Regions from separate parts of the Homo sapiens genome. Here region 2 is linked to region 1. The links are chromatin loops, found by intact Hi-C in ENCODE. Cell type or tissue: PC-3. All regions are shown on one strand.

The links. Peaks named below come from ENCODE experiments on the same cell type or tissue, not always from the same donor. Only the 100,000 strongest peaks of a DNase experiment are listed, where the experiment ranks them.
Region 2: it touches region 1 in a loop (3-fold over the local background); 2 of 110 quality-filtered maps call a loop at or near these places.

Annotation. Positions count from the first base shown.
Region 1 is chr5:112,962,803-112,965,302 of GRCh38, reverse strand. No RefSeq gene overlaps it. Among named protein-coding and RNA genes, the nearest start is that of DCP2, 13 kb to the left of the region's middle. In PC-3, CTCF peaks have their summits at 960 and 1,160 (motif pointing right); a DNase peak (open chromatin) is centred at 1,212; H3K27ac peaks cover 1,156 bases.
Region 2 is chr5:112,773,514-112,776,013 of GRCh38, reverse strand. APC (APC regulator of Wnt signaling pathway) reads right to left here. Exons shown (of 16, transcript NM_000038.6): 5 at 277-385. Among named protein-coding and RNA genes, the nearest start is that of APC, 37 kb to the right of the region's middle. In PC-3, no CTCF peak of the experiment used is centred here; no DNase peak of the experiment used is centred here.

The DNA.
Region 1 (2,500 bases):
GAGGCCGAGGCAGGCAGATCACGAGGTCAGGAGTTCGAGACCAGCCTTACCAACATGGTGAAACCCCAACTCTACTAAAAACATAAAAATTAGCCAGGCGTGGTGGCACATGCCTGTAATCTCAGCTACTCAGGAGGCTGAGGCATGAGAATAGCCTGAACTTGGGAGTCAGAGGTTGCAGTGAGCCGAGATCGCGCCACTGCACTCTAGCCTGGGTGACAGAGCAAGACTCCATCTCGAAAAAAAAAACAAAAAAAGCTCTAAGCTAGTGATTAACAACCTTCTTTTGCATGAGGAACAAATTAGAAAAAGTAAAATTATTTTTGAACTTTAAAAAAAAATCTTAACTTTAAAAATCAGAAATACAATTTCTATAACGGTTCTTAAGAATCTGCTTATTAATTTCCTGTCATTGACTAAAATTTCAAAACTAAGTTATTAATACACACTAATTATTATGTTGAATCTTTGAATAAATTTTGTTGTTGAGTAAGTATCCTAAAGGCTGGCTTTTCTTTCTTTTCTTTTTTTTTTTTTTTGAGATGGTGTCTCACTGTCACCCAGGCTGGAGTGTGGTGGCGCGATCTCAGCTCACTGCAACCTCCTCCTCCTGGGTTCAAGTGATTCTCCTGTCTCAGCCTCCTGAGTAGCTGGGACTACAGGCACATGCCACCATGCCAGGCTGATTTTTGTATTCTTAGTAGAGATAGGGTTTCACCATATTGGTTAGGCTGGTCTCAAACTCCTGACCTAGGGTGATCCACCCACCTCGGCTTCTCAAAGTGCTGGGATTACAGGCGTGAGCCACCATGGCTGGCCAAGGCTGGTGTTTATTTTCTTAATGACCTTGTAAGCATCTTAACCGGAAAAAGGAGTTTGTCTTATAGCGCCTCTTACAATGAATTCTTTAAAAGAAGTTGTTTTGTTAAAAACAATGATGAACAAACCAACCCAAAGAAATACAAAGAAGCACCTCTCCAATCACTCACTGGTAAACTCATCAGCTAAGTTTGGCCCCATAACTCTGTGCTGGCTGGTCTTCATGTACCTCCTAAGTCCCCAGTTGTGTGGCACTCTCCAGAGGCCCCACCTGGGTAGACCTAACTATTTCCAGAATACACAAGGAAGCCAAGTATGTTTTATCTGCTACCAGCAGAGGGTGTTCATTCCTTTTTTCCATTTTTAAATTTTGCATCATACTGCTGAGTAATATTTTTAGTACAAGAACATGACTTTAAAACTGCAGCTTTTGACATACATAGGACTCCACTTCTTAGGAGTCCTGTAATGGAACTGGGAAATGGCAGTGTTTTCTGGTTAAATGACTCAGAACTCTGAAGAAACCCTTTCTCACACAACGAAACCTCCCCCTTAGAGTTACTTCTTTTAGTCATCACAGCACTGCCAAACAGTGATACAATCTCACTCTGTAATTAGTTTTCTATTGCTGTTATAACAAATTACCACAGACTTGATGGCTTAAACAATACAAACGTATGGCCAAGTGCAGTGGCTCATGCCTGTAATCCCAGCACTTTGGGAGGCCAAGGCGGACAGATTACTTGAGGTCAGGAGTTCGAGACCAGCCTGGCCAACATGGCAAAATCCCATCTCTACAAAAAATATAAAAAATTAGCCGGGCATGGTGGCACATACCTGTAATCCCTGCTACTTGGGAGGCTGAGGTAGGAGAATCGCTTGAACCTGGGAGGCAGAGGTTGCAGTGAGCCAAGATTGCACCACTGCACTCCACCCTGGGCAACACAGTAAGACTCTCTCAAAAAACAAACAAACAAGTTCTCACAGTTCTGTAGGTTAGCAGCCCAACACAGATCTCACTGGGCTAAAATCAAGGTGTTGGCAAGGCTGTGCTCCCTAGTGAAGGCTATAAGGAACAATCAGTATCCTTGTTTTTTCCAGCTTTCAGAGGCCGTCTACTTCCTCAGCTCATGCTCCCCTTCCCCCATCTTCCAAGCAGCAATGACAAGTGATTCCTTCTGACGTTGTATCTCTGAGCTTTTCCATCATTCCACCTCCCTCTGATTCACTCCTTCTGGTCTTCTTTCACTTTTAAGAACCCCTGTGATTATATTGGGCCCTCCTGGATAATTCATGATCCCATGGTCTTCTCCCTATCTTAAAATCAGCTGATTAGCAACTTTAATTCCATCTTCAATCTTAATTCCCCTTTGCTATTAACACATTCAGAGATTCCAGGGATTAGGACGTGGACATCTTTGGAGGACATTATTCTGCCTGCCATACTCTCTGTGTCCTTGTTTAGTAGCCCCTTCTCTGTGTCTACCCATCTCCTTACTTTCCTATCTCCAGGAATCACTGACATAAATTTTTATCATTTGGTAATTGCTAGTTTCATTAACTTGAATTTATGGAATTGTATCTTTTTTGTTCCTCTTGCATGGGATTACCCAGTTTAAAAATTATCCTTATTTGTTGGTAAAATAACAGGATATCTGGGATTTGCTTTAAAATGATCCGT
Region 2 (2,500 bases), 190 kb after region 1:
TTGCCTAGTTGAACCCTGAGGTCCTCTAGAATTCAAACTTTATAGATTTTCTAAATAAGAGCTTTAAATAAAACATTTGAGCACAATAAAGTTTTATCATCTTTACCAACAAAAATTCATTAACTATTATATATTCAGGCCTAAAGTTGGGTAAAACATATTGCAATTTACAAATAACTATAAATTCAGTTATCCTGAATTTTAATGGATTACCTAGGTACTTTAAAATATCAAGTTATTAAAGTTTCAAATAAGTTGTACTGCCAAGTTACTTACATTTTCAGTTAAAGGAAGACTATCTATTCTTTTAGTGAGATTCTGAAGTTGAGCGTAATACCAGTCTTTTTCCTTTTCTTCTTTGTCAAGATCAGCAAGAAGCAATGACCTATTTTTTTTTTTTTAAAAAAAGGTACGTTTAAACAATGCTAATAAAGACTGCAGAAGAGCAATACTTACATCAGTTGTTATTGCAAACTTCTCTACCTAAAGTGCTAATAATGAATTACTCAAAAAATTTACATTGATTTCAATTTTTAAAGGTAGGACTTAGAATATTACAGTCATTAAAATTAGAGTATTAAAAAGAACTTTTTTTCTAAATAAACTGGTAATCATCCTTAAAAGAATACTTACACTTCACCAAAGGCTTTCTTCATATTTATAGTCTAAGAATATAATGATAGGTAAAAGATACACATATAACAAAACTCAAAATTAATATAAGAATAAAAAGTATAGTAAAGGAAATAAGAAAAGCAGCAATGATGCCCAGAAAACAAACCCAGAATATAAGAAGCTATTACTTTGGACACTGATGTGGCTTTCAGCTTCACAGCAGCCAAAATAATAAGAAATATACTGTCATTTTGAAATAAGAGGAAGTTATGACGGAGAAAAACTTCTTAGTTTGGAATCTGAACACCAAATGATGGTGTTCTCCATAGCAATCTGTACTAAGAAACTGTATACCTGAGCATTATAAACATAAATGCACAGTAAGAGTGTTACAGGGATAAAACTCAAGAGGTACAAAAAGTATATAATTTATCTCTTTTCACGTGGCTCTTTGCCAGAGCTACCACTGTTATAATTTTCTTAGGTATACTTCTAGAGCTATTCTATAAAAATACAAGGACATATGTGCATACTTATATGTACATTTTAAATATAAATTGTAGCATATTATTATAGTGTATGTTGTCCTGCAACTTTTTTTCACTTAAAAATTGATCCTGGGGGCCAGGTGTGGTGGCACATGCCTGTAATGCCAATACTTAGGGAAGCCGAGGCAGGTGGATCACTTGAGCTCAGGAGTTCAATACCAGCCTGGGCAACATGATGAAAACCCAAACCCCAAAATCCCATCTCTACAAAAAAATACAAAAACTAGCCAGGTGTGGTGGTGCATACCTGTAGTCCCAGCTACTTGGGAGGTTGAGCTGGGAGAATCACTTGAGCCCAGGAGGCCAAGGCTGCAGTGAGCTGAGATCATACCACTGCATTCCAGCCTGGGCAATGGACTCCTTTCCAAAAAAAAAAAAAAAAAAAATCGATCTTGCAGAACACAAATAGGCACAGGTTGAGTATCCCTTATTCAAAATGATTGTGACTAGAAGTGTTTTTGGATTTTGGAATATTTCTATTATACTTACCAGTTGGGCATCTCAAATCCAAAAATGCTCTAATTAGCATTTCCTTTGAGCATCATGTTACTCAAAAACTTTAGGATTTTGGAGAATTTTCTATTTCCAGATTTGGGATGCTCAATCTATACTAGGTATTTTTTTTGTTAGCTACATAATATTCCAAGAATTCCCTAGTATTCATAAATCTATGTAGGGATACACTACAACCAACTCTTAGTTGGAGGGTACTTAAGGCTTTTCTAATCTTTTGTTATTATAAACAATGCTGCATTGAATAGCCTTATACCTATACCTCATTTAATACATATACACTCATTTATATAAAAGAAATTCCTAGAATATATAAATTTTTAACTTACTGCCCTTGTGAGATGTTATACCAATGTATGCTACCATCATCACCAATTTAAGTGTTTAATTCAACTTTTTGCTTTTTCATGTCTAGTTTTTTTAAATGGTGTATCACTGGTTTTAATTTGATTTCTCTTACTATGAGTGAGATTAAACATTTTGTTCAAGTTTATAAACCATTTGTATTTCCTTTTCTGTGATTTTTCTTATTTGTAGGACCTTTTCTATATTAAAAATGATAGTGCTTTGTCAGTTGTTGGGCTGCATATAATTTTCTGAACTTGACACTTGTCTTTTTAACATTTTTTACTCAGTTGACCCTTGAATATGGGTGTGAACTGCATGGGTCCACTTATACAAGAATTCCCTTCCACTTCATTATGATTTTCTTAATAACATGTTTTCTCTAACTTAACATAGTATATAATACATATAACATACAAAATATTTGTTACTTGACTGTTTATGTTATCAGTAAGGCTTCAGGTCAATAGACAGGCAAT